Regions from separate parts of the Homo sapiens genome. Here region 1 is linked to region 2. Evidence: read pairs that join two places in POLR2A ChIA-PET (ENCODE). Cell type or tissue: endothelial cell of umbilical vein. All regions are shown on one strand. Links, peaks and the distances in the headings refer to the core of each region. The heading gives the core; the rest is flanking DNA. Region 1 holds the start of PAK6-AS1 (PAK6 antisense RNA 1). Region 2 has its middle 17 kb from the start of BUB1B.

Evidence for each region. ChIA-PET counts read pairs that join two places held together with the same protein. Peaks named below come from ENCODE experiments on the same cell type or tissue, not always from the same donor. Only the 100,000 strongest peaks of a DNase experiment are listed, where the experiment ranks them.
Region 1: POLR2A ChIA-PET joins it to region 2 with 6 read pairs; 2 of 35 experiments call an interaction of 5 or more read pairs at or near these places.

What each region holds. Positions count from the first base shown.
Region 1 is chr15:40,251,926-40,257,296 of GRCh38, reverse strand. BUB1B-PAK6 (BUB1B-PAK6 readthrough) reads right to left here. Exons shown (of 10, transcript NM_001128629.3): 2 at 4,008-4,119. It overlaps PAK6 (p21 (RAC1) activated kinase 6), which reads right to left. Exons shown (of 11, transcript NM_001395430.1): 3 at 4,008-4,119. It overlaps PAK6-AS1 (PAK6 antisense RNA 1), which reads left to right and starts at 4,338. Exons shown (of 2, transcript NR_168270.1): 1 at 4,338-4,639; 2 at 4,758-5,371. RefSeq lists enhancers at 1-678, 752-801 and a silencer at 4,267-4,356. In endothelial cell of umbilical vein, for the core only: no CTCF peak of the experiment used is centred there; no DNase peak of the experiment used is centred there; H3K4me3 peaks cover 723 bases; H3K27me3 peaks cover 2,864 bases.
Region 2 is chr15:40,141,713-40,147,083 of GRCh38, reverse strand. No RefSeq gene overlaps it. Among named protein-coding and RNA genes, the nearest start is that of BUB1B, 17 kb to the left of the region's middle. In endothelial cell of umbilical vein, for the core only: no CTCF peak of the experiment used is centred there; no DNase peak of the experiment used is centred there; H3K27me3 peaks cover 537 bases.

The sequences.
Region 1 (5,371 bases), core at 233-5,232, 110 kb before region 2:
GGGTCAGCGTTGGGCTGGCTGTGTAAGCGCTGGGATTGCTGGGAAGCTGTTAGAAATGAAGCTGGTGGAATTCCCTGCCATTTGCGGGCGACTGGGAAGAGAGGAGGCCGCTGCCTAGTGGGCCAGCTCCTGGGTTGCTCAAGGTGCCAGGGGGTGAGAGGGGGGCGGCAGGCCCAGGCTTTCTCACAGTGAGGCTCAGGGTCTGCTTACCAGGGCTCAAGTCCTGGGCCACAAGCCCGAGTGCTGGCTCAGCGTGGACCTTGGGCTTGGTGTTCCTAAGTCCCGGCTTGTGACCTTGGCCTACTCGCCTTACGTAGGCCTCGACATTTTTGTAGATGACAAGGGATGGATTAATTCACCTCTGCCAGCTTCTCCAGGCACAGTGAGGGGGAGCATCTGTTCCTGCTCACGGAGGAGCTTTGGATATTTCTCACGGTCGTCACTCAGGAAGAGCCTAGCATAAGACGGAAGTAGCAGGCTCTGGGCTGAGCATTTCACACATGTGATCTCCTCGCCACAAGCCTGTGAGGTAGCACTAGTACTGTCTCCATTATGCAGAGAAGGAGAGACTAAGTGACTCATTCAAGCCGAGAGGCAAAGAAGGGGCAGACACGAGTCTGACCCAGGACCTGATGTGAACTTGGCTGCAGTGGCCATCTGCTCCTACCACCACCCTCTGTTATTCTCAGGCCCATCCAAGACACTCTGGGGAAGGGCCTATCCTAGAATCACAGCCCCAAGACAGAGGTGAGCCCCGAGTGCTACAAAACTTAGGAAAGCACTCTACTACCATCACCAACCTGTCAGAGTGGCCTCCAGAGGACCCTGTCACCTCCAGGGCTGGGCCCTGACATGCTGAGACCTGCAGCAGGGTTTCTTGACCTCTTTGTAACCCCCTTTGGGAACTGTCATCCCACACACATTCTGACAGGTGACAGGCCTCACCTGACCCCTTGGCTGAGAATTACCGCGAACAGAAGACAGCCTTTCACTGGAATATTCTCATTGGCCAGAAGGATTTTTCTCAAACTTTACTTTCAGAAGTTTGTTTCAAAAAAAAAATTTTTTTTTAGAGACAGAGTCTCACTCAGTCGCCCAGGCTGAAATGCAGTGGCGCGATCAGAGCTTACTGCAGCCTCGAACGTCTGGCCTCAACCCACCCTCCCACCTCAGTCGCTTGAGTGGTCAGGACTAGAGGAGCATACCACCGTGCCCAGCTGGGAAATTATAGTATTCCTTTATTCAGAAAGTATCTATTATGGACCTACTCTACTCCAGGCTCTGGGGACCATGGTAAACGAGAGGAAATCCTCACTCCTGTGTGGTTTAGTTTGCTTCTTCCAAACAGGTGTTGCTCTAGGCCAACCTTCTGCAGCCAGAAGAGATGGTAGTGCAGGATCTGTGGCACTCCTGACGGGGTCTGACCTTCCCCTTGGCCCAAAGTTCAGTCCCTCTGGCATTCCCAACAGGAGGCTGCCCGCACTCTGCTAGAACTCATTCAGCGATGAAAAGCTCCCCCTGCAGCCCCTGCCTTCTGTCCCCTCTGTCCCCTCGCTGATCCTTGTGTGGAGCTGAACTCTGTCTCACCTCAGCCTCTACTGGGGTCCGAGTCTGCCATCTGCTCCTCTTCACGTGACTTGAGAGTCAGGAGAGGTGGCACCCCAGCACCCTATCCTGGCTCCCAAAATACACGGGGGAAGGAAATTTCATCTGCTTTTCTGCTCAGCTGTCACCTGCGGGGGAGGAGGGTCCTAGACGCAGGTTGTGGCCCTCATGTGGATGCCCACAAGATTCAAACAACCTGCTCAGGGTCAGTGTGCTGAAGTGCGGAGAGGCCCTGGGAGGATGAGCAGGACCCTGAGGCTCTGCTGTCCCACTTGAGGGACCCAGACAGATGCAGCATGGGCCAGGGCAGACAGCATGACATGCAACCTGCCAAAATGTTTGGGCTCTCTGCCTTTGTCACTATTCCCATACCACTGGCCCCAGTGAATCCCCAGGGGAGAGATAATGGGCTGCTGTTTAAAAGAATACAGTAATACAGCTCATTCAGTCACTTGTGTCAACAGGCGTGAGCCACCGCGCCCGGCCTACCCTAGATTCTCAACAGCCTCTGCACACAGAGGTCTGAGTCCTTAGCATAGGGTCCTCAATGCCTAGCTAGGACCCTATGCTAAGCATTGGAACCTCTGGCATTGGAACCCTATGCTAAGCAGAAGGAACCTCTGGCATCCCTAATCACAAGATTGCCTTTTTTTCTACAGCTCTTAACTTTCCAGACCTCTATTTCACCTCCTTAACACTCACAACTTTACACTCACAACACCATTGTGAGTTGGGCTGAACCTGCTTTCCTGGGCCCATTTTAAAGACAGCAGGGAGCTGGAGAGAGAAGGAGGAGGCAAGAAAAGAAAGGTATGCTTATAAAGTGCCCACCACATGGATAGACTGTGCTAGGTGCTTTTTATTAGTACATCTAATGGCTAATTGTAGCTACTGCGAGCTCTGTTTTACAGATGAAGAAACTGAGGCTCAGAGAGAAGTAATTGTCCAAGACAGTAAGTGTGGAGCTGGGATTCAAAGTCAGATCTCTCCGACTCCAAACTCCAGGCTCATCCACAATGCCCAGTGCCCAGAGAAGTCAAGTGACCTGCTCTGGATCACACAGCTATGCAGAACAGAGATGGGACTGGAAGCTCAAGCCAGAGGCTCCCTCTATCCCAGGCAACAGTTGAGGTTCCAGGGTCACCCATGAACACATGAACATGTGTGATGTGCAGGGGGCGCTGCTGTTTCTGATGCCCAAGCCAGATCCTCTTCCAGGAATGGCCCCTTCCCTGGGTCACCACGAGGTCCAGAGACCCTGAATTAGGGTCTCTCACTACTCGCCCTCCAAGGACCCCTACCTTTACTTTATTCCTATTGCTTTGCTCTAATACCCTCTGACAATAGCTTGCCAAACAGCCAGACTGCCCTCAAAGCTCTCCAGGATGGGAGAACTTGGAGTGGCTTAGCCCTTCCCAACATAGCAGCTGGAGGCTGATGAGGCAGTTACTCCCCACAACCGCCTAATGAGGAGGAAGGCATTCGCATTCCCATTTTACAGATGAGGCCATTTATAAGTTTGTAGAGAAGTGAAGCAACTTGTCTAAGGAGTCAAAGGCAAAGTCTGGATAGATTCAAACCCCACTCTCTTCGGTTCCAAATGTGTCTTCGGCCACTGTCCTATATACTATGGAGGAGAATTCATGGCACTGCAGGCTGAACCTCACCTTGCATGGAACCAGGCGTTTTCTTATCCAATGCGGCAACCTATGCCACACCGGCCACCAAAAACGAGCATGGACACAGACCTGAGCCCCTCTGCCCCCTTCACCCAGAAAAACAAGTCAGAAAAGCCCCCAAAAAACCACCAGAATGGGGCAAGATACAGAAAACGCAACCTACACCCTGGGAGCTCTTCATGGCTTAGCCTCCAGTGCTCCCAGCAGCACCTACACTCCAGATCGGATGCCACCTGAGCAGGTCTGGAGATCTGGGGAATGAGCGGTGGGCTGGGATGTGTGGAGCGGCAGCTTCACCTGTAACTCCTGCGGGAGTCTCCCACGGCTGCCTCCCACCCTGCCCTGCACAGCCACTGGGCCTGCCACCACCCTTCCTGTTTGGGAACCTCTTCCCCGGCATGAATTCCCTGCACTCTGCCGCGGTGACACCCTCACCCAGGACAGGCATCAGACCTGAAGATGGGCCCGGGGGCAGGGCGGGCCATTTGAGGTCTTGACGTCTACCAGCCTACCGTGGGGCCATGGGGCAAAGTGGTGTAAGTGACTTAACATGCACCCACTAAGGATCGAGAGACGGCACCTGGAAGGGACCACCTCCGCTGCCTAGCAGTACCAGGAAGGAGCCAGCCCAGGAGGGCCACCTGCCTGCCCACTGTCCCTCCCTGCCTGCTCTTCAAAATGGGTGCAGAAGGCTCTAGGGCCGGGGGCCGCTCGCTCACTCACCTTCCGGCGCCTTCCGCCTCTTCCTCGCGACTCCTCACCCGCACTGGGCCTCTCTCTTAGGCGCTGAGGAGAGGGAAGACCTGGGACCTTGCTGGGCCAGTCCTCCGCAGGCCTGCGCGGAAACAGATCAGAAATGCATTATGGCAAATGTAGCAAGTGTTCCCGCGGGTGTTGCGACTGGCTGACGTCCAGGCGCTGGGAACCGCTCCGCGCCCGCCTCCCGACTGAACTCCTGGCTCAGGTGCAAGAGGCGGCAGGCTCCTTGCGGGGCTTACGGGGAGAAGGGGACGTTGGGCGCAGCACCGCTTCCGGGGCGGCCCCTCTCCAGCCACACTCCGACCCGGCGCGGCCACCCGGCCCCAGCTCGCAGGCCCCACTGCTGCGCCCTCTCGGGGACGCGAATGCCCCGCGCCGGGCGGGCGCCCGCGGAGGGAGGTCCCGCTCCAGGGACGCGGAGCTCCAGATGCCTGCGCCCAAGGCCCCTCGCCTGGCGCCGGCTGGTCCCGAACTTCGGGGCATGGGCACCCAGGAAGGGGGCTGCGCGTGTTGGGAGGCCCGTCCTCTCGCCGCGAACCTCCGGGGCAGCCGGGGAACCCACCTGCGGAGCGGGAAGCCCAGGAACGCTCGAAGAGGTCGTGGGAGCCGGGCCCGCCCTCCGCGGGAGGGACCTCGGCGCGGGAACGCCGAGGAGGGGCCGCGCTTACACGTTGGTGCAGCGCCGGCTTCACCTGACCGCGATTTTGATTTCAGGGTGTGGCCTCAGGTAGGACGCGGCGGCGAACCCAGAGCGCGGGAGAAGTTGCCAAGTGTCGCTGGGGCCTTGGCCAGGAGCCCCTCTGCCCGAGGGGCGCCGTGCTGCTCAACTCTTTCTCTCCACCTGCTTGGCCCCAGTTCCCGCCCGCCCTTCGCCTCCGGGCCCTGGCCTGGCCACAGCCGCGGGGACCTGCCTGCGGCTCCACGGCCCAGTGGCCGCCTCGCGGAGACCCGACCTGGAGAATCAGCTGAGCGCCGGCTGTGTGTAATCACCTCGTTCACTGGCATCGCAGATGCACGCTCCAGAGCCGCGGGCCGACTCTCCCGGACCTGAGCGGGCCGCGTGTGCCCACCCACACATCCTGGAGAGCCCACGCGGGAGTCGGAAAACCTGTCACCTTGGATGATCTGTCCCATGTGGACAGGGCCCCAAGACTGTGCTGGGGTAGCCCCTTGCGCAGGCAGGAAAGCGGGATTTAAGGGATTCCAGTTCCCTTGTCAGCCCTTGCGCAGTCCTGAGTCCTGAGGACTTTCTAGCCTGAGAGTCCTAGGGCAGGAGACCCGCACCCCCAGAGCGGCTAGGGCCTGTTTCGGAGCCCCTCCGCCTGTGA
Region 2 (5,371 bases), core at 104-5,103:
TATCCCTGCTGCCTTGCTGAGGGCTTCGAGGCGGGTTTCTACAGGGACTGGGGAGCAGTCTATACTAGGGGTCTAAGCTCCAGAGTAAGGGGAGCACGATGCCAGAGTTTGAGTTTGGGGTGTTTCCTTACCATAAAGAGAAAGTGTTGGGCCACAAGAAGGGCCTACGAACTCTAAAATCCCATGATTCTCTGATCCGGCCCGTGATGGTTAACACCGAGTGTCAACTTGGCTGGATTGAAGGATGCAATATTGATCCTGGATGTGTCTGTGAGGGTGTTGCCAAAGGAGATTAACATTTGAGTCAGTGGGCTGGGGAAGGCAGAGCCACCCTTAATTGGGTGGGCACCATCTAATCGGCTGCCGGTGAATATAAAGCAGGCAGAAAAAAGTGAAGCAGCGAGATGGGCCCAGCCTCCCAGCCTCCATCTTTTGCCCGTGCTGGATGCTTATGGCCCTCGAACATCAGACTCTAAGTTCTTCATTTTTGGGACTTGGACTGGCTCTCCTTGCTCCTCAGCTGGTAGACAGCCCATTGTGGGACCTTGTGATTATGGAAGTTAATACTTAATAAACTCCCCTCTCTCTATATGTGTATACATATATAACACACACATATATATCTCTCTCCTTATTAGTTCTGTCCCTCTAAAAGAACCCTGATGAATACACTGCTCTGTGCAGATACTGAGTGAGGGGCCTGACTTAGCCCTGCATCAGGGAGGTTTTTAGATTTAAGATTGTACCCAAATCTATACCCATCAAAGCAGACCTGATTGAAAAGAAGCAGGCAGAGCCCTCTACTTAGAAATGACAAGAATTCAAGACAAGTCATAATGAGTCATGCTCTTGCTTGCTGCTCGGCCCTCTCTGCATTGCCCTTTGTAAGAAGAGTCCACACCTGAACCGGTACTCAGGGCCTATTTCTCCGAGGTGCCCCACAGCCAATCCTGGGCCTTCTTTGCCTACAGTAAAACACCCACATTGCCCATGCCAAGACTGGGCCATGTCTCTTCCCCTTCAGCAATTGCCATCAGAATAAAGCGAAAAAAAGAAAGGATCCCAGTAGCGTATTCTTCTGGGTTGCATGGACACTGGCTTCATCTACACTTCTCTGAGTTTTGGTGTAGCCCAACTCTCTCTCTTACCAAATGGCCTTACTCACTAAATCTGTCAAGTGTCTACCAAAATCATGCATTTTTTATTGAAACCGGTGAAATTCTTCCTCTGTTGTCTTTCCACCACCCTTTGGGCACTGCTCACCTTCTCCCCCATGCTGTTTTGTATGGATTTTAAGCCAAAGGAAGACAGGGACCTTGTCTTGGTCATCTCTGATTCCCCTACCATGATAGTCAAATAGCCTTGATAATCAAAATGTAGTTTTCTGTGTAACAAGATCTCCGGGCAATTCATTAGGGTTTGAGCAGCACTGTACTAGGCACTCAGCACAGTGCTCTTCAAGTGTTTGGCCGAGCCAGGGAAGTGGGTATGGTTAAAGGCAATGCAGATGGTTAGTGGCAATGCACTTTTTTCTTTTTTGAGACAGAGGCTTGCTCTGTTGCCCAGGATGGAGTGCAGCGGTGCACTCATGCCTCACTGCAGCTTCGACTTCCTGGGATTGAGAGATCCTCCTGTCTTGGCCTCTGAAGTAGCTGGGACTACAGGCACACGCCACCAGGCCCAGCTACTTTATTTTTTATTTTTTGTAGAGACAGGGTCTCACTATGTCACCCAGGCTGGTCTTGAACTCCTGAGCTCAAGTGATCCTCCTATCTTGGTCTCCCAAAGTGCTGGGATTATAGGCGTGAGCCTCTGTGCTCAGCTGGATCAATTGTTTTTTAATATCCAATTTTGTTGCCTCTGTTGACCTTTTGTGTGTGTGTGTGTGTGTGTGTGTGCGTGCGTGTGAGAGAGAGACAGCATCTTGATCTCTTACCTAGGCTGGAGTGCAGTGGCACAATCACGGGTCACGGCAGCCTCAACCTCCTGGGCTCAAGCAATCCTCTTGCCTCAGCCTCCCAAGTAGCTGGGACTACAGGAATACACCACCATGCCTGACTAGTTTATTTTTTATTTTTTGTAGAGACTGGGTCTTGCTGTGTTATCCAGGCTGGTCTCGTACTCCTGGCCTCAAGCAGCCCTCTCACCTCAGCGTCCCAAAGTGCTGGGATTATAAGCGTGAGCCACCACATGCAGCCTCTAGTAGCTTTTTAGCTATACCTCTTTGTTTTATTTTTAATAATTGCTCTAGGGATCATAGTGTGCATCTTTAACTTGTTAGAGTTTATTTTGGGTCTACATTATACCACTTCACAAATAATTTAAGAAAATTCCATTTTACTTCCATTTGCCCCTTCCATCCTTTGACTATTATCTATTCTACTTGTGTGCATGTAATAAGTCCCATAATATATGGTTGTTATTTGTGTTTTTAAAAGCCAATTGTCATTCAAAATAAATTAAAATAGTCTTCTATATTTACCCACATACTTACCATTTGCAATGCTCTTCATTCCTTCTGGTAGATCTGAGCCTCCAACTGCTATCATGCTATCTTTTCTCACTAGCCTGAAGAACTCCCTTTAGTATTTCTTTCTTTTCTCTTTTTCTTTCTTTCTTTCTTTCTTTCTTTCTTTCTTTCTTTCTTTCTTTCTTTCTTTTCTTTCTTTCTTTTTTCTTTCTTTCTTTCTTTCCTTCCTTCCTTCCTTTCTTCTTTCTTTTCTCTCTCTCTCTCTTTCTTTCTTTTTTTTTTTTTTGCTTGCTTGTTTCTTGTGATGGAGTCTCCCTACGTTGCCCAAGTTGATCTTGAACTTCTAGGCTCAAGTGATCCTCCTGCCACAGCCTTCCCAGTAGCTGGGACTACAATTGCACCCAGCTTTTTTAGTATTTCTTGAAGTACATGTCTGTTGAAAATTATTTCCCTTAGCTGTTGTTTATCTAAACATATCTTTATTTCTGTTTCATTTGTGAAAGCTATTTTTCTTGGACAGAGAATTCTATATTTTCTGGTTTTCTTTTCATGTATGTCATTTTATTGTCTTCTGGTTTGCATTGTTTTTAAAGAGAAGTTAGGCATCATTTTTATCATTGTAATGTTCCTTTTTTCTCTGGCTGCTTTTAAGATTTTCATTTTATCTTTGGTTCAACAACTTGACTGTGATGTGTCTAGATGTGTTTTTCTTTGTATTTACCCCACTTGGGGTTTGACGACCTTTTAAAATCTGTAGGTCTGCCAGGTGCGGTGGCTCATGTCTGTAATCCCAGCACTTTGGGAGGCCAAGGTGGGCAGATCACTTGAGGTCAGGAGTTCGAGACCAGCCTTGCCAACGTGGTGAAACCCCGTCTCTACTAGAGATACAAAAATTAGCTGGACATGGTGGCGCACACCTGTAGTCCCAGCTACTTGGGAGGCTCAGACAGGAGAATCGCTTGAACATGGGAGGTGGAGGTTGCATTGAACTGAGATTGCGCCACTGCACTCCAGCCTGGCTGACAGAGTGAGACTCTGTCTCAAAAAAAAAAAAAAAATTAGTTTAAATCTGTAGGTTGATCCTTTTTGTTACATTTTAAATTTTTCACTATTATTTCTTCCTGTAGAAAAACAATTGGTGCTATTTGTTCTCTTTCTGAGACTGCAATTACACAAATCTTAGGACAGCTGCTGTTATCCCACAGGTCACTGTACTGTGGTCATTAATTTTTTTCTCTCTTTTTATCAGTTTGGATACTTTTGATTGGCTTGTCTTTAAGTTCATTGATGCTTTTTCTGTGGTGTCCAATTTGCTATTAAGCTCATCCAATGAATTTTATATATATATATATATATATATATATATATATATATATTTAGTTCATATATATATATATATTTAGTTGTAGAATTTCCATTTGGTTCTTTTTTAGAGTTTACATTTCTTTACTAAAATAACCCTCTCTTCAACCATCATAGCTATCTTTTCCTGTGAACTTTAACATATTCATATTAATCGTTTTAAAGCTTTTGTCTGCTAACTCCAATAACTGGATCATGTGTGGATCTGCTTCTCTATTTTCTCTTGATTATGGATCACATGCTTCTTTTCCTTACTCTCCTGTTTCTCAAAACTGTATTCCAGAAATTTTGTATAAAAGAACAGTAGAAATGAAAATATATCTTTTTGTTTACTTCTCAGAAATTGCAGTTCCTTTCCCCTGTCTGGTGGTTAGGTTGAAGCTGATCACTGGGACTCCTCGGACAGTGGAATTGAGGTAAGGCTGCACTGCAGCTTTAATTAGATTGTGTTCACCTGTAAGTAGCCCAATCCCAAGCTTCTGCCTCCTTTTCAAGTTGTCAGTAATTGAGCTGGGTGGGGGTAGCGTACAGATTCAGATCATTTTGATTCAACTTTGGACTCTACTCCAGCAGGGCCCCAGAATCTAAGCAGGACCGTGTCATTACTCTCTGCTTTCCAGCCCCTTCTCCAGTGCCACAGTTGTGGCAAAGTTCAGGAATGGGGGTGGGTGGAGAACAGAGAATTATCGGCCTAAATGACCTGCTTTTATATTGGGCCTCTTCCAGATTGTCATCTGTCTTGCCAGCCCATGCCGCAGCTCGCTGATTTCTTCTTATCCTTACAAAACCCCTGCCTATGGCATGTTTCTCCATCCACCTGTAGCCAGACCAGGCACATCCTCAGGTGTGAAAGCTGTGCTGACCTTCTGCTCATCTATAAAGGGCTTGTTTCTTTGTGGAATTCAACTCATCAAGGCCATGCCTGCACTGCTCAGTAGAAAAGCACGATTTTTATTTTTGTCTAGGTTTTTCTTGTTGATAGCATTGTAGCAAAGGCTTTTCATATATTTCTACATCCTAACCAGAAGCGGAGCTCTCCCAGATGTTAGAGGAGCAGTAAGGAGGTCAATGTGTCTGGAGCAGAATGAGTGAAAACAGGAAGAAGAGATGAAGCTGGAGAGGTGACCAGGAGTCAGTTCATGCTCAATCTCACAGGCCACTGGAAAGATTGGCTTTTACTTTGCATAAGATGGGAAGTGATGGCTTTTGAGCAGAAGAATGACAGGGTCTTGTATGGGTTTTAACAGGAGCACTGTGGCTGCCGGGATGAAAATAGTCTGTAAGAGGCAAGGGAAGCAATAGAGGGATCAGTTATTGCAACAATCCAGGGAAGGGATGGTGGTAGCTTAGATTGGTGTGGCCATGGTGGAGTGGTGAGTCTGAGTACATTTTGAAGGCAGAGACAGCAGCGTTTATTGACAGATGATATGTAAAGTATAGGGAAAGAAGAGGATGACTCTAAAGTTGTGGTCTGAACAAGCAGAAGGATGGAGTTTTCTTACTCAGATGGAAAGACTGAGGAGAGTCAATATCTTGGAC